Linked DNA regions of Homo sapiens: region 1 is linked to region 2. A link is an interaction called in ENCODE POLR2A ChIA-PET data of the cell type or tissue named here. Cell type or tissue: OCI-LY7. All regions are shown on one strand. Links, peaks and the distances in the headings refer to the core of each region. The heading gives the core; the rest is flanking DNA. Region 1 overlaps NCK1 (NCK adaptor protein 1). Region 2 overlaps NCK1 (NCK adaptor protein 1).

Region 1 (8,502 bases), core at 5,975-8,474, 63 kb after region 2:
TTGGTAATTCGAGATCTTTCTTCTTTTTTATGCAAGCTTTTAGGGCTATAAATTTCCCTCTGAGCATTGCCTTTGCTGCCTCCCATAGGTTTTTGTATGTTGTGTTTTCATTTTCATTTGTCTCACAGTAGTGTCTAATCTTGTGAAATTTCTTGGTGACCTATTGGTTTAAGAGAGTGTTAGTTGCCACACACTTGTTAATTTTCCAGTTTTCCTTTCTGTTATTGATTTCTAGGTTCATTCCATTGTGGTCAGAAAAGATACTTTGTATGACTTCAATCTCAAATTTATTGAGGCCTTTTTTTTTTTTTTTTTTTTTTTAAAATAGAGACAGGGTCTCTCTTTGTTACCTAGGCTGGAGTGCAGTAGCATGATCATGGCTCACTGTAGCCTTTGAACTCCTGGGTTCAAGCAATCCTCCCAACTCAGCCTCCTGAGTAGCTGGAACTACAGGAATGCACCACCACACCTGGCTAATTATTTTATTTTACTTTTTATTTTTGTAGAGACAAGGTCTCACCATCTTGCCCAGGCTGCCGTCAGACTCCTGGGCTCAAGTGATCCCCCGACCTTGGACTCCCAAAGTGTTGGAATTACAGGCTTGAGCCACTGTGCCTGGCCTATTGAGCCTTGTTTTGTGTCCTAATATATGGTCTATCTTGCAGAATATTCCATGTATACTTGAGAAAAATGTGTGATATATTCTGCTTTTGTTTGATGGGATATTCTCTATATGTCTATTAGGTCTAGTTGGTTTATAGTACTGCTCAAGGCCTCTATTTCCTTAATGATTTTTCATTTAGTTCTGTCCCTTACAGAAAGTGGGGTATTGATGTCTCCAAGTATATTGAACTATTTTTCTCCCTCAATTCTGTCATTTTTTGCTTTATATGCCTTGAGGCTCTCTTGTTAGGTATGCATATATTTGTAACTGTTACACTTCTTGATGGACTGATTCTTTTATCAATATATGCTGTCCTTTGTCTTTAAGTCTGTGTTGTGTGATATATATTTATTTATTTTTAGACAGTCTCGCTCTGTTGCCCAGGCTGGAGTGCAGTGGCGTGACCTCGGCTCACTGCAACCTCCGCCTCCCAGGTTCAAGCGATTCTTCTGTCTCAGCCTCCTGAGTAGCTGGGATTACAGGCACCTGACATCATGCCTAACTAATTTTTGTATTTTTGGTAGAGACGGAGTTTCACCATGTTGGCCAGGCTAGTCTTGAACTCCTGAGCTCAAGTGATCCACCCGCCTCGGCTTCCTAAAGTGCAGGGATTACAGGCATGAGACACCGCGCCGGGCCTATGCTGTGTGATATTTATATAGCCACCCCACTCTCTCAGTTATCCTTTACATGGGATATCTTCTTCCATCCTTTCATTTTCAAACCTATTTGCATCTTTGTTTGGATCTAAAGTGAGTGTCTTGCAGATAACAGTTGCATCATGTTATTTTTAATCTATTTACATTTAAAGTTATATCTGATAAGGAAGGATTTCTGCTATTTTGCTGTTTTCATTTACTTTTTTTTCTTTCAATTCTTCTATTACTGTCTTCTTTTGTGATTTCTTTTTCTTTTTTTTTTTTTTTTTTGGAGGGTGGGGGTCAGGGTCTCACTCTGTCACCCAGGCTGGAGTGCAGTGGTGGAATCTCTGCTCACTGCAACCTCTGCCTCCCAGGTTCAAGCGACACTTATATGTCAGCCTCTCGAGTAGCTGGGACTACAGGTGCATGCCACGATGCCTGGCTAATTTTTTGGTATTTTTTTGGTAGAGACGAGGTCTCAGCATGTTGGCCAGGCTGATCTTGAACTTCTGACCTCAAGTGATCCGCCCACCTTGGCCTCCCAAAGTGCTGGGATTACAGGTGTGAGCCTCTGTGACTGGACTATTTTCTCTAATATATTGTTTTATTACCCTTCTTGTTTCTCTTTCTGTATTTTTGTTTTTCCTTAGTGGTTACCCTGGGGATTAACATCTTAGGTTTTTAACAATCATGTTTGAATTAATACCAACTTAGTTTCAGTACTATGCATAACTCTGCTCCTTTGCAGCTCCATCTTTGTATATTACATCTTTACACATTAAAATATATGCCCATTAACCTAGAATTGAAATTTTTGTTTTATGCATTTGTATTTTAAATTGTGTAGGAAAGAAAAGGAGAATTTACAAAAAAAAACTGCAATACTACTGACTTTTATATTTACTTATGTAGCTACCTTTACCATTGTTCTTTATTTCTTCATATGACTTCAAATTACTGTCCAGTGTTTTTTCATTTTAGCCTGGAGGATTCTCTTTAGCACTTCTTTTTTGAGACAGTCTTGCTCTGTCTCCCAGGCTGGAGTACAGTGGTGCGGTCTTGGCTCACTACAACCTCCACCTCCCGGGTTCAAGCAATTCTCCTGCCTCAGCTTCCCGAGTAGCTGGGACTACAAGCGTGTGCCACCACGCCCGGCTAATTTTTTGTATTTTTAGTAGAGACGGGGTTTCACCATGTTGGCCAGGCTGGTTTCGATCTCCTGACCTCGTGATCCACCCACCGCTGTCTCCCAAAGTGCTGGGATTACAGGTGTGAGCCCCTGTGCCCAGCCTCTCTTTAGCATTTCTTAGCACAGGTCTGGTAGTGATGAATTCCTTTAGTTTTTGTTTATCTGGGAATGTCTTATGTTCTCCTTCATTTTTGAAGGACAGTTTTGCTAAATATAGAATTCTTTGTTGGCTCTTTTGCTTTCAGCATCAGATCAGATTCTATCCCCTCCCCAGGGCTTATTACTGCTGCTTATTGTGAGTGGTTGTTGTTTGCTTGTTTAGTGACTTTACTAAACTACTTTTATAAGCTCTATATTCCTGGTCATGTGGGGCCGCTGAAGTCTATTCCATTTGCTTAGTAATCAGCTAGGGTTTTAACAGAGTTTCGTTAAACACCTGGAGCCAAAAGAAAAAACAAACAAACAAAAGAAAACCTCTCCCCATCTTTACAGATGGCTTTATGTTGGGGCAGTTTTTGACCACTTAGTGATGCCATTTATAATTCTGCCTTAGCCTTTGCTTACTGTTTGCTCAAAGCCTGAAGATCAGCCAGGGTGAAAGCTTAGGGTCTTCTTGGGCCTTTCCTGAATGTGCATCCAGCCCTGGCCATGTGCACGTCCTTCTTGATTGGTATACACACCCCTTATTACCCCATGTATATTCTTTCCCATCCCCTTTCTGTCCAGGCTTTTCCATCTGTCTGTTCCTTGTCCCAGTTGTTGTCCCTTGCCCCAGGCTGCTGCATCCATTAAATGATTTTTGCAAAAACCACCCAGGAAGACTCCCTATGCCTGGGAATGATTCAAGTCAGGCAAAGCCAAGGCAAGCCATTGCTCAGGTCCTTCAGGGAGCTGCCAGACAAGTTGAAACCCACAATCACAATTGTTTAAGAATGAGATCTGTATTGCTTCCTCTGGCATTAGGAGTGCAGGTTACTGTCCACACAGCCATCACTGACTTGGGGTGTGGGGGATGGTGGGCAGGCAACTTAGGATGCGATAGCACTCTCTTTACCACAAAGCAGCAACTTCTTTCTTTACCAAGCCTTGCCCTAGATTTTATAAGTTTTTTTTTTTTACTAGATTCCAGAGTTCTGCAAAAGTTGAGTCTGACAGTATTTACCAGCTCATTAATTGCATTCATTGCTTTTTGCAGGGACAGTGCCTTGGAGTTCCTTACTCTACTATTTTTGGTGGTATCACCCCAAATGTAGGGATTTCTCTGAAGGCTATCATTAACCGGAAGTAAGAAAATTAGGAAGGAAGAAGTTGATTTAGGGGTATAGACTGGATTATTTTTATTTGGACATGAGTGTTGGGTTTGAGGTACTGATGGCACAATCTGTGGGTGTCTAGTGACAGTTGGAATTGTAATGCCTGAATTCCAGAAAGGTCTTAGAGCTGCAAAGAGATCTGGGAACCTTCTGCACAGAAATTATAGAAAATGAAAGTGTATGATTTCCTTGGAATAGAGAGGAAGGTCAAGTATGTCATCTTGTGAAACACTTTCAGCTAAGGAATTCTTCATTTATTCATTCAGCATGTTTGCTGACTGCTGAATACATAATTTTGTTTTTCCTTTGTTCCTACTACTGATGTATGTACTGCTAAGCGTTGGAGACAGAAACGAATAAGATCTCGTTTTCTGCCCTCAGGAAGTTCACTCATATTGAGGAAGACAGACAAGTAAACAAGTACAATGCAGTGTTATAATAACAAGGTTAGAGGAGCCTAGACAGAGGTAAACAAGAATATGTAAACAGGTTGGGAGGGAAAATAAGAAATTCGGGGAAGTCAAAGAAGAAGAAAACATAATGGAGAGAGTGGGCTGTGATCTTGGTTGCTGCATATAGAGTTTGAGAAGGCTGAGGACTTTAAAAGTTACTGATTTGACAGTAAGGAGAGATGACATAAGAATGGTATTCATAAGAATGGTTTTAATTGAGTAGTTTTGTTAGAATGTTGGAGACAAAGGATCAGATAATAAAGAGTTGGGAGTGTGAGTGGTGAAAAAGTCGAGGGAAAAGGAAAAACAACCTTTTTTTTTTTTTTTTTTTTTTTTTGAGACAGAGTCTTGCCCTGTCGCCAGGCTGGAGTATAGTGACGTGATCTTGGCTCACTGCAACCTCCGCCTGCCAGGTTCAAACGATTCTCCTGCCTCAGCCTCCTGAGTAGCTGGGACTACAGGTGCACACCACTGCACCCAGCTAATTTTTGTATTTTTAGTAGAGACGGGGTTTCACCATGTTTGGCCAGGATGGTCTCGATCTCTTGAGCTTGTGATCTGCCCGCCTCAGCCTCCCAGAATGCTGGGATTACTGGCATGAGCCACCGTGCCCAGCCGGGAAAGACAACTTTTAAAAGAGTGGTATAGTTTATTCTATAGGAAAATTGGACCAGTTAGAGAAAAAATAAATAAATTACCAAAATGTTACGGTTTAAAAGTTGTAGCAGAGTTAAAGTAACTTCATTTTGGAGTAGAAAAGATATGAGTGTGTTTTTAGACAATTGAAGGGACTAAATAGGAAGGAAAACAAGGATGTCGAGAGTCCCAAGAGAGTCAGGAAAGATAGTATTAAGATCCTAGAAGGATCAGGATTTGGAGACTTGAGTGAAGAACGAGAGTGAGGATAATGAGAGTTTTGAGACAAAAGGAATTTGAGAAGTTTTACCTAGGGAAGCCTCAGTTTTCTAGGTAAAGTAGAGCATAAAATCACACGCTAAGAAATGGGCAGCAGTGAAAATGCCTGACTGAAGTTGATGTAGCGTACATTTGTATTGATAGTACCATTTGGTGATTTTCTCATTTCTTTCAACACATATGTGTTAAGCATTTACTGTGTACTAAGCACTATACAAGATCCTTGGGATTCTATCTGTAAACAAACAAAACTCCCTGTCCTTTTGGAGGTTACATATGACTGGGGTAAGGGGAGAAAAACAAATAATATTTTAAAATAAACATATGAGGTAAATAGAGCTACCTGGGTCTGGGAACCAAGAAAGCAAATGGGAAGATTAGCCAGACATAACTGCAATTTTATATTGCATATCATATTCTGATTTAAGATAGAAATAATTTTATTTTTATACAGCTCATTGTAGAATCTAGCTTGCTTAAACTAAGACAAGAAGAGTATGGGTGTGGTGGAGCCTTTGTGTACTTAGATTGTAGCTATGAAAGAAATCTATATTTACATTTAAGAGGGAATTCATTAATTTAGGACAACTTTATAATTATGTTATATAGTTATTTCAGGGCCTTTGACAAGAGAAAAGATGGTGAACTGTCATATAATAACAAATTAAATATTTATTTGGTTAAGAAAAAGAAAATTTGCATCTTATTTCCAAAAAGATGATTTTTAACTACATAGAAATTTGTTATATTTAAAAGCTTTAAAGATCTATATAGAGTTGAAGATCTCTTTTTAATAATGAATAAGTTCATTCTTTTGGTAATCATTTTTTTATATTCTCCTCTCATGGCCCTTTTTAATTTCAACAGGCATTGGAAAAGTGAAAAGAAAACCTAGTGTGCCAGATTCTGCATCTCCTGCTGATGATAGTTTTGTTGACCCAGGGGAACGTCTCTATGACCTCAACATGCCCGCTTATGTGAAATTTAACTACATGGCTGAGAGAGAGGATGAATTATCATTGATAAAGGGGACAAAGGTGATCGTCATGGAGAAATGCAGTGATGGGTGGTGGCGTGGTAGCTACAATGGACAAGTTGGATGGTTCCCTTCAAACTATGTAACTGAAGAAGGTGACAGTCCTTTGGGTGACCATGTGGGTTCTCTGTCAGAGAAATTAGCAGCAGTCGTCAATAACCTAAATACTGGGCAAGTGTTGCATGTGGTACAGGCTCTTTACCCATTCAGCTCATCTAATGATGAAGAACTTAATTTCGAGAAAGGAGATGTAATGGATGTTATTGAAAAACCTGAAAATGACCCAGAGTGGTGGAAATGCAGGAAGATCAATGGTATGGTTGGTCTAGTACCAAAAAACTATGTTACCGTTATGCAGAATAATCCATTAACTTCAGGTTTGGAACCATCACCTCCACAGTGTGATTACATTAGGCCTTCACTCACTGGAAAGTTTGCTGGCAATCCTTGGTATTATGGCAAAGTCACCAGGCATCAAGCAGAAATGGCATTAAATGAAAGAGGACATGAAGGGGATTTCCTCATTCGTGATAGTGAATCTTCGGTAAGTTGATTTTCGGAGGTAAATACAAATAGAGCTCTGGGTATTTTAAAAAAAAGAGAGAGAGAAATGGAGAGGTTAAGTGGCTTCCCTAAAGTTAACCAGGTAACAAGCTGGGACGTAACATAAGCATAAATGTTCCAAAGCTAAAGTCCGCATTCTTTCTAGCTATCTATTTTGAATAAAAGAGAGCTGTGGCAGTGTTGCTACACACTGAATTATTTCGTCTTGTCTAGTTCTGTTGATTTTGCATTCCTGATATATTTTCTGTTTCTGTTGCATTAAACTAAATGGAGAAAATGGAACACTGGCCTCTTCATTGAGAGTAGAATAATACTATAGATTAAACTGGGAAACATTTAAAAAATTGCTATTGGATGCAATGTGTAAGAAGGTAGTCACTGTAGTCCTTATGACATAGGAAATCCCTGAATTTAAAAAATTGATATTAAGTTTCTTCATAAATTGGTTACTTGGAAATTGGAATGCACTTTTATTATAACCTCAAAAAACCTATTTTAGCAGTGTTTGAAATGCATTTGCAATAAAAGATAAATTATATTGCAATACTAGTAAACAATAAAACTATAAAACCATAAAAGTTGAAAAATAATATGGTTTCATGGTCTCTTTTAGATACTGCTTAGGATATTAGAATTTGATGACACTCATTTTCCTTAAAAATGGCCTTTCTTTTTCCTTGATGAAAGATATCACTACTTTTCCATTTATTAAATCATGGTTAATCTTGGCTTTGCGTGAGTATATTTGTACAAAAGGGAATGTGTAATTGCACAAAATTTTGAAAGAAAATGTGTGGAAGTGGGGTGTGGTGGGGAGAGAGATTAATTGAACTTCCTGATGTGAAGTTCAGGAAAATGGGGCCTGTGCCTAATCCCTCAGAAAAGCAGTTGGTTGGCAGTAGGGAAGAGTGATGACATCCATTTTCTGTTAGTTGCCTGATCTGGCTCACTGTTTGAAACTTTGGGAGTAACTGTAGAAAAAGAGGCTTTGGGGGTTGATATAGACTGTAACAACAACAACAAAACTAATTAAAAAGAAGATAGCTTGAATGCAGAATTGTATGTATTTTCTTGTGGGTAATTGAGTGTAGATATTAGACAAAATGCAATATATACCATTATTTTTAGCAGTATACTTTTTAAGGTTAGAGGTCTCAAGTAGGCATATTTTGTTTAGCCTTCACAGTGTTTTTTAAACATTTAAATTCATTGCCGATATTTAAATATTAGGATATTTATTATAAAAATTCAGACTTTAGACCATTTAAAATTGGAAGAACTACCAACATTGAGACCCGGTTCCTGCAAGGCAACAATCACAGCTGAGAAGTCACCACTTGTTTAGATTGGTGATACACTGTCATTTCCTCTGCCCATCTACCTTTCCACTCTGACACTTATTTACATTATTCTTTTGGCTCTTGTAGGCATTTGAGTTTGTAGCCTCTCCTTAAAGTTTAGATTAATTCTCATTTGTGTATTCTTCATTTTTGGGAATTCAGCATGTTATCTCTAAGACAGCTACTGTTAGCTACACATTGAAAAGGGGTTGGGTGGGTATCTTAGACTTTCTCATGTGTTTCTCTGACTGGAGAGAAGATAGCTCTTGTTCTTCAAATATTTAACTAAAGGATTTGCTGTGGGTGTCTGCTGTTGGAGCCGTGGGTGTTAAGAGACTTTTGATTATGCAGGTTTGAATCCTGGCTCTGTTGTTAACTAGATGGATGA
Region 2 (9,912 bases), core at 3,922-6,421:
TTACTGAGGCCTCTTCTCTTTGGCTTCCAGAATTCTGGCAATCAAGTAGGAATTTGGAGGATGGTTCTCTTACTAACCCAAGAAGAGAATCTGTGTTATTTACAATAGCTTTTATGGCCCTCCTTTTAAATATGAGAAGATAATCAAGGATCACCAGACATGTGAAGAAAGCTTCTCATATAAGAAACCTCTTAAAAGAAATAGAAAACAAACTGGGAACAATCAGAACAACAAAAAAAAAGGCTCAGTAGAACAGTCAATAGAAAAGTTGAAGTTAGAGTAAAGGAGTTCTTTCATAAAGTAGAGGAAAAGATGGAAAATAAATGAGAAAAGAAAATTAAAAGGTCCGTCAGAGGTCAACTTCCAAATAACAGAAGTACTAGTAGACATCAGAGAAAAGAAGGAATTATCAGTAAAATATTCAAGAAAAATTCCCAGAATCAAGGAACGTGATTTTGCAGAATGAGAGGCTCTATGGGTATCCTGGAAAAATGAAAGAAAATAGATATACGCTTTCAATTAAAGCCTAGTCAGGAAAATGGAGACCACACCAATTACTGTAACAGAATCTAAAATAAAGAGTTGTTTAGCCAGATATTATGGGTTGAGTTATATCTTCCTCAAAAAGATATTTTGAATTCTTAATCCCTAGTACTTAAGAATGTGACCTTATGTGCACTATTCACAATAGCAAAGACTTGGAACCAACCCAAATGTCCATCAACAATAGTCTGGATAAAGAAAATGTGGCACATGTACACCATGGAATACTATGCAGCCATAAAAAAGAATGAGTTCATGTCCTTTGCAGGGACATGGATGAAGCTGGAAGCCACCATTCTCAGCAAAATATCACAAGGACGGAAAACCAAACACTGCATGAGTTGAACAATGAGAACACATGGACACAGGGAGGGGAACATCACACATTGGGGCCTGTTGGCGGGTGAGGGGCTGGGGGAGGGATAGCATTAGGAGAAATACTTAATGTAAATGACAAGTTGATGGGTGCAGCAAACCAACGTGGCACGTGTATACCTCTAACAAACCTGCACGTTGTGCACATGTACCCTAGAACTTAAAGAATATTAAAAAAAAAAAAAGGCTGGGCACAGTGGCTCACGCCTGTAATCCCAGCACTTTGGGAGGCTGAGATGGGTGGATCACGAGGTCAGGAGAATGAGACCATCCTGGCTAACACGGTGAAACCCCGACTCTACTAAAAATACAAAAAAATTAGCCGGGTGTGGTGGTGGGCGCCTGTAGTCCCAGCTAGTTAGGAGGCTGAGGCAGGAGAATGGCGTGAACCCGGGAGGTGGAGCTTGCAGTGAGCCGAGATCATGCCACTGCACTCCAGCCGGGGTGACAGAGCGAGACTCCGTCTCAAAAAAAAAAAAAGAATGTGACCTTATTTCGAAGTGGGGTCTTTACAGAGGTAAACAAGTTAAAATGAGGTTATTAGGGTGGACCCTAATCCACCATGACTTCGGGCCTTTTAAAAAAGGGAGAGATTTTGACACAGAGACAGAACACCAGGGAGAAGATGACTATCTACAAGCCAACTAGGAGGGAGCCTAGAGCAGATTCTTCCTAGCATCTTCAGAAGGAACACGTTCCTGCTGAAATACCTTGATTTCAGACTTCTGGCCTCCAGAACAGTGAGAATGTGTTTCCTTGATGTTGCCACTTGATATCTCATGGATCTTGAACTTAAGACAATCAACAAACTTTGTTTGTTTGTTTTTTTGAGGCAGGTTCTTGCTCTGTGACCCATGCTAGAGTGCAGCCTCAATCTCCTAGGTTCAAGGGATCCTCATGTTTCAACCTCCCATGTAGCTAGGACCACCTAGGTGTGTGTGCCACCATACTAGCTAATTTTTTGACCCTTTGTGGAGATGGGGTTCTCACTTCTTTGCCCTGGCTGGTCTTGAACTCCTGGTCTCAAGCAGTCCTTCCACCTCAGCCTCCCAAAGTGTGGGGATTACGGGTGTTAGGCTACCACACCCAGCCAACAAACTCTTGATCCCTTCATTCTTAAAGTACACTCCAGGTCTGCTTTCTGCGCTCTACCCTACATTTGTTCATTCCTGTCTTTCTCATTTCATTAAATGATATTGCCATCCACTCAGTAGCTAGAAGCCAAGGTGTCATACTTGATACCTTTCTTTTCCTCATTCTAACTCACATACTTCCAGTCCATCAGCAAATCCTGTCTTTTCTACCTCCAAATACATCTTGAAGTCTTCTGTTCTTTATCTGCATCACCATACTACTCAAGTCAAGCAGCCATCATCTCTTCACTTACACTATTGGCCTCTTATTTTATTTAATTTTTTTTGAGATGGAGTCTCACTCTGTCACCCAGGCTGGAGTGCAGTGGTGCAATCTTGGCTCACTGCAACCTCTGCCTCCTGGGTTCAAGCAGTTCTTCTTCCTCAGCCTCCTTAGTAGCTGGGACTACAGGTGCACGCCACTACGCCCGGCTAATTTTTGTATTTTTAGTGGAGACGGGATTTCACCATATTGGCCAGGCTGGTCTTGAACTCCTGACCTCATGATCTGCCCGCCTCGGCCTCCCAAGTGCTGGGATTGGAGGCATGAGCCACCACGCCCAGCTTCTATTTTTTATTGTGGTAAACTGCATAAGCATAAAGTTGAACATCTTAACCATTTTAAGTATACAGTTCAGTATTAAGTATATTCACATTGTTGTACAACCAGTCCCCAGAACTTTTTCATCTTGTAAAACTGAAACTGTATACATACTAACAACTCCCCAAGTCTTCCCTCCTCCTAGCCCCTGGCAACCACTATTCTTCATGTTTCTCCTTTATGTTTGTATAAATTTGTTTGCTCTATGTACCTCATATAAATGGAATCATATTGTCTTTCCGTGGCTGGCTTATTTCACTTAATGTCTTGAAGGTTCATCCGTTTTGTAGCACATGTCAAAATTTTCTTCCTTGTTAAGGCTGAATAATATTCCATTGCTTATATATACCACATTTTGTTTATCCATTCATTTGTTGATGAACAGCTTGGGTTGCTTCCACATTTTAGCTGTTAAGAATAGTGTTTCCATGAACATGGGTGTAGAAATATCTGTTCAGGTTCCTGCTTTCAGTTTTTTGATGTACACCCAGAAGTTGAATTGCTGGATTATATGGTAAACTATTTTTTATCTTTTGAGGAACCACCATACCATTTTCCATAGCAGCTGCACCATTTTACATTACCACCAACCGTGCATAAGAGTTCCAATATCATTACATTTTCACTAACACTTGTTTCCTGCATGTTTTTTTAAAAATAGTAGCTATCTTAATGGTGATATCTCTGTGGTTTTGATTTGCATTTCCATAATGGCTAGTGATGATGAGCATCTTTTCATATGCTTGTTGGCTATTTGTATATATTTCGAGAAATGTCTATTTTGTTCGTTTGCCCATTTTTCATTTGGGTTATGTTTTTGTTGAGTCTGAACAGGTCTTTTTATTTTTACTTTTGTCTGTCCATTTAACTCATTCTTCACACAGCAGCACACAACAGCCAGAGAAATGTTTTTAAGATTTCTGCATTAATGATACAACAATACCTCTTACTTGGCAGCATAATACAATGAAAGTTTACATTACTTTCCCACATCACTGTGTGTGTGTGTGTGTGTGTGTGTGTGTGTGTGTGTGTGTGTTGAGGGGCACCTTTGCTTTATGCAGTCACTTGGAGCACAGGCACCTGTATCTTATGTCACCACCATAATCAGCTTTGGCTTCTCAGATTGTTTTGGAAGGGGAAGTGTGTGTGGAGAAAGATTTTAGGGTCCAGGCTAGAAGTGGCATATATCACTTTTACCCATTCAGTTCCATTGGTCAGAACTGAGTCATGTGATCTTATCTAATTGCAGGGGTGGCTGGGAAGTGTAGTATAGCAGTGTCTTAATGAAGAGAACACAGTCATTAGTGAATACTAGCAGTCTCTTTCACAGCGTGTGTTGGATTATAATTTCCTTGCTTAAAACCCTTATTACATGACTTTTTTAAAGACAGTCTCATTCTGTTGCCCAGGCTGGAGTGCAGTGGTGTGATCTCAGCTCACTGCAACCTCCGCCTCCTGGGTTCAAGCAATTCTTGTGCCTCAGCCTCCCAAGTAGCTGGGATTACAGGCATGCGCCACCACACCCAGCTAATTTTTTGTGTTTTTTAGTAGACACAGGGTTTACCATGTTGGCTAAGGCTGGTCTCGTACTACTGGCGTCATGTGATCTGTCCACCTTGGCCTCCCAAAGTGCTGGGATTACAGGCATGAGCCCCCATGCCCAGCCTACTTCTTATTACATGTAGAATAAAATTGGCCTGTGTCTCTCCCAACCTCACATTGTACCACTTTTGCCCTTGTTCTCTGGCCACATCTCTAGCCATACGGTCATTTTCTGTAACGTGAGACTTTTTTTTCCCCTCCTGGAACCTATGTACTTTGCAGTTTCTTTTGCTTGGAGCACTCTACTTTAAATATTTACATGACTGCCTCCTCTTCATCCTTAAAATGCCCACTTAAATTTTTTTTTCTCTAACTAAAAGCTGTAATTAGAGTAGCACTCATATTCTCTGTCCTTTATGGTAGCACTGTGTTAATCTTTGTCACAGCATTTTTTGCAACCTATAATTATTTTATTTGAAAAAATTTAATTTCCTCTGCTAGAAAGAGGTGTCTGTCGTGCTCACTGTTGTATCCCTGCATTAATTGGCCAGTGCTTAGGATACATTAGTCATTCAGTAGATATGTTGTTGGAGGGAATCTATTATATAGAACCGACTGAAATGGAGATAGTTGAATTTTAACCAAGGGCTCTTATGATAATTTAGGTGAGTTGCTGAAGGCTTGAGTTTTAGTGATGTCAGTGTAAATGGAACAGAAAAGGATGGATGAGAGACATTTCAAGAGAAAAACCAACACAAATTGATGTGTGACTTAAGGGGAGCCTGGGTGAATTGGAAGATAATGATTTACAATTATAATTAATAGATTGGTAAAGAGGATAGAAGAGCTGGATTTTTGGAGATGATGCATATTCAATTTTTGGAGATTGATGCATATTCAATTTGAGGTGATAGCAAGATATTTAAGTAGAAATGTTGAGGAACAGTAGCTTGGATTAGAGAACACAATTCAAATTACAGAGTCTAGGCCAGAGGTGATACGATGAAGTCATAATAATGAACGAGCTATCTAGAGAGAGGGTATATGTGAGAAGAGCAGATGGCTCAGTGGAAGGAAAATGAGGAGCCAGAAATGGAAACCAGAAGCAGGTGGCGTGGAGGGAGGGAAACCAATTTAATATAGGGGTAAGGAAACCAGCAGTTTCAAGAAAGAGGGATGATTAAGTTGGCTGCATCCAGTAGAGCTATCCCTTGTCATATGCATTTGAAAGTTCTGAAATGTTACCTTTTATTAAGTAGTTTGAGATCAGAGGGTACCTTGGGTTTTATTTATTCTATAAGAAAGTATAGCTTAATGAGAATGATAGAGTACAGCTTTGAGTTCTTGTCTTTTCTTTTTTTTTGAAACACGGTCCTGCTCTGTGGCCCAAGCTGGAGTGCAGTGGTGCAGGCTTGCTCACCGCAACCTCCGCTTCCTGGGTTCAGGCGATTCTTGTGCCTCAGCCTCCAGAGTAGCTGGGATTAGAGGCGTGTGGCACTATGCCCGGCTAATTTCTGTATTTTTAGTAGAGATGGGGTTTCATCATGTTGGCCAGGCTGGTCTTGAGGTGATCCTTCTGCCTTGGCCTCCCAAAGTGCAGGCTTGAGCCACCATGCCTGAGCTTTTTTTTTTTTCTTTTTTTGAGAGGGAGTCTCACTCTGTTGCCCAGGTTGGAGTGCAGTGGCCTGATCTCAGCTCACTGCAACCTCTGCCTCTTGAGTTCAAGGGATTCTCCTGCCTCAGCCTCCCAAGTAGCTGGGATTACAGGCACCTGCCACCACAACTGGCTAATTTTTGTATTTTTAGTAGAGATGGTTTTTCACCACGTTGGTCAGGCTGGTCTTGAACTCCTGACCTCAAGTGATCTGCCCACCTCGGCCTCCCAAAGTGTTGAGATTATAGGTGTGAGCCACTGCGCCTGCTGAAGTTCTTATGTTTTAGAGATATTTACTTAAATATTTATGGATGAAAATATTTTTTCAGGTATACACTGAAATATTTACATAAATTTTTAGAGGTATACACCGAAATATTTACAGACAAAAGTTTTTTGCTTCAAAATACTTAAGCAAGGAAACAGGAATGGGTGAGAATATGGATATTGTGGCCGTGGACAAGTGGCCATGAGTTGATGATTTTAGCTACATGATGGGTTTAAGGGGTTTGTTCTCTTCTTTAATGTATGTTTGAAATTTTACATAATAGAAATTATAAAAGGAGGGAATTGTCTTTTCCAGCTGTAATCTAGGGCACATTACTTAACTTTTTTGAGACAGGGTCTTGCTCTGTCACCTAGGCTGGAGTACAGTGGCCTGATAACTCTTCAGCTCCTTACGTAGCTGGAACTATAGGTGCATGCCACCATGGCTGGTTAATTTTTGAATTTTTTGTAGAGACAGGATTTTGCCATGTTGCCCAGGCTGGCCTCCAACTCCTGGGCTCAAGTGATTCGTCTACCTTGGCCTCTGAAAGTGCTGCAATTACAGGTGTGAGCCACAGCACCCAGCGTACTTAAACCTTTGAAGCCTTAGTTTCTTCAGTTAAAAATGGTGATATTAATACTGATTGTATCAGTTTGCTGTGGTGATTAATGACAGTGTATTAAAACTACTTAGCATACTTACTCTGTGCACTCATTGTCCAGTAAATATTTCTGAAGTGAAATACAGTGAGATAATACAGTTAGGCATCAAGGTTAAGGGGTTTGTAGAGGGAGAAAAGGTTCTGGGCTCTTTATAGCAACCTTTCATAAGAGATATGTTCTTTTTAGAATGTTATAAAGTTGGAATGGCTAACTTAAAAGCTTCCATAGACATAATATTTATTTATTTTGGCATGTTTTTAATAGGAGTTTTCTGATCTGAACGTGTACAAAAGCAGCAGTACAGTGGTATTTCATCTGTTCTAAACCACATCCTTTTACTGAATGTTATTCCGGAAGCATTTATAAGGCAGGTGCCCCTTTGAAAGACATTGTCCTTTAAAGTAGTTTGAAACTAAATTTTCATTTAACATTAAAGTCAAATGAGGGAATACTTAAGATGGAAGCATGGGTTAATAAAATTGTATTAACACTAATTTCTTAGAGCACCTGACTTAAAGTATATATTTTTTGGTAGTAACTTGGCTATAGGTAGTATATAGTTATCCTTTTTTTTTTCTTTTGCAGTAAAACTTGGTTATGGATAGTATATACTTGTCCTTTGGTATCCATGAGGTGTTGGTTCCAAGACTCCTTGCAGATACCAAAATTTGAGGATGCTTGAGTCTCTTGTGTAAAATGGGGTACTATTTACATATAACCTATGCACATTCTCCTGTATACTCGAACTCATCTCTAGATTACCTAATACATTGTAAATGGTATTTAGGTAGTTAATGCTATATTGTTTAGGGAATAATGACAAGGAAAAAACGTCTGTATATGTTTAGTACAGGTGCTTTTTTTTTTCCTGAATGTTTTAAATCCACGGCTGGTTGAATTCATAGATGCGGAACCCATAGATACAGAGGGCCAACTGTACTAAGAAATTGCTGTCACAGTCTGTAGATGTCATACAGTTTTGTCTCCAGATAAATGAGAGACCTGTGAACACAAAGGAAACTTTCTTGTATGCCTTTTCATTCTCATGTTTTTAAAGTTCGTTCATTTTTTGTTTAGGGAACTTTAATGAGTTACTTAGGCAGAGTTTGGAACTGTCCTGTAGTTACATGATCAGTCTTTTTTTTTTTTTTTTTTCCTATCTTTCTTTTTCTTTTTTTCTGAGACGGAGTTTTGCTCTTATTGCCCAGGCTGGAATGCAATGGCACAATCTCATCTCACTGCAACCTCCGCCTCCCAGGTTCAAGCGATTCTTATGCCTCAGCCTCCCAAGTAGCTGGGACTACAGGCAGGTGCCACCATGCCCGGCTAATTTTTGTGTTATTAGTAGAGACGGGGTTTCATTATGTTGGCCAGGCTGGTCTCGAACTCCTGACCTCAGGTGATCCACCTGCTTTGGCCTCCCAAAGTGCTGGGATTACAGGTGTGAGCCACTGCACCCAGCCCCTATCTTTTATATTGTGTTTTATTTCTTTAGAAATGAGGTTTCACTGTGTTTTCCAGACTGGAGTACAGTGGCTGTTCACAGGCACCATCATAATGCTGTGTGGCCTCCAACTCTTGGCCTCAAACGATCTTCCCACCTTATCCTCTTGAGTAGCGGGGACTACAGGAGTGCACCGCCATGCTCAGCATTTTTTTTCTATCTTAACATAAAATGGAAAAGTTACTGTTGCCTTTTCTCCTGATAAATAGCAGCCTAAGTAAGACTGGTAGTTTGGAATAAAGGATAAGTTAAAAGGGCAGGAAGGTGAGGAAAGAAGTGTTTAAAAATGAAGGCGAGAAGGAGAAAAAGAAGTTGAGAGATAAAGTTTATATTTTCCTGTGCCTTAGTATCGACTTGCAGTGAATTAGTTGAAAGTTGCCTTGCCAGTTACATATAATTGGTGACTTTTAAGTTATTTGTCACCTGGAACAGACATAACTTCTTTAGCATACAATTCAGATACAACTGTCATTGAATTTATGTTTCCATAAAATTGGTGGTAGAATTTTTAGCATTAGGTAGGAGAAGAGGACAGGGAAAGACAGCTGTGTCTCAGGCACTGTACTGTTTTACCTATTTTGTTAAATCCTCACAGCAACCCTGTAGGTAGGTGTTAACTGAAGCAGAGAGGTTAGATAACTTGCTCAGTGTTACACACTGATGATAAATGACAGAGCAAGAATTCAAACTGTAATGTTTCGGTTCTTGTTATCTTTTATTCATCGCCTTTATTGTTTCTTTTCTTTCTTTCTTTCTTTCTTTTTTTTTTTTTCTTTTGAGATGGAGTCTTGCTCTTGTCGCCCAGGCTGGAGTGCAATGGCATGATCTCTGCTCACTGTAACCTCCGACTCCTAGGTTCAAGCTATTCTCCTGCCTCAGCCTCCCAAGTTGCTGGGATTACAGGCGTCTGCCAGCACGCCTGGCTAATTTTTGTATTTTTAGTAGAGACAGGGTTTCGCCATGTTGGCCAGGCTGGTCTCAAACTCCTGACCTCGTGATCTGCCTGCCTCGGCCTCCCAAAGTGCTGAGATTACAGGTGTGAGCCACCGTGCCTGGCCCTCCTTGCTTTATTTTATGATTCCATTCAGTCATTAGTCTTGTCGGTTTTTAAAAAAAGGTTTTATTGAGATATGATTCACATACTATACAGTTCACTCATTAAAAGTATACAATTCAGCTTTTAGTATATTCAGAGTTGTGCAACCATCACCACAATATCAGAATTTTTTTTTTTTTTGAGACGGAGTCTCGCTGTGTCACCAGGGTGGAGTGCAGTGGCAAAATCTTGGCTGACTGCAACCTCTGCCTCCCAGGTTTAAGTGATTCTCCTGCCTCAGCCTCCGCAGTAGCTGGGACTACAGAAGCTTGCCACCATGCCCGGCTAATTTTTTGTATTTTTAGTAGAGACGGGGTTTCACCATGTTGGCCAGGATGGTCTTGATCTCTTGACCTCGCGAGCCACCGCACCCAGCCATATTGGAACACTTTAATCACCTCCCAAAGCAATGCCATACTCATTAGTTGTCACCCCTAACCTCCCCTCTCCGTGTCCTAGGAAACCATTAATCTGCCTTCTGTCTCTATACATTTGCTCATTCTGAACCTTTCATATACATGGAATCATATA

Evidence for each region. Peaks named below come from ENCODE experiments on the same cell type or tissue, not always from the same donor. Only the 100,000 strongest peaks of a DNase experiment are listed, where the experiment ranks them.
Region 1: POLR2A ChIA-PET joins it to region 2 with 5 read pairs; 2 of 35 experiments call an interaction of 5 or more read pairs at or near these places.

Annotation. Positions count from the first base shown.
Region 1 is chr3:136,939,542-136,948,043 of GRCh38, forward strand. NCK1 (NCK adaptor protein 1) reads left to right here. Exons shown (of 4, transcript NM_001291999.2): 3 at 6,042-6,754. IL20RB-AS1 (IL20RB antisense RNA 1) reads right to left here. Exons shown (of 4, transcript NR_183729.1): 4 at 6,445-6,790. Among named protein-coding and RNA genes, the nearest start is that of IL20RB, 14 kb to the right of the region's middle. In OCI-LY7, for the core only: no CTCF peak of the experiment used is centred there; no DNase peak of the experiment used is centred there.
Region 2 is chr3:136,878,900-136,888,811 of GRCh38, forward strand. The region is part of intron 1 of NCK1 (NCK adaptor protein 1); the gene reads left to right. Among named protein-coding and RNA genes, the nearest start is that of NCK1, 22 kb to the left of the region's middle. In OCI-LY7, for the core only: no CTCF peak of the experiment used is centred there; DNase peaks (open chromatin) are centred at 5,282 and 5,602; H3K4me3 peaks cover 2,412 bases; H3K27ac peaks cover 2,500 bases.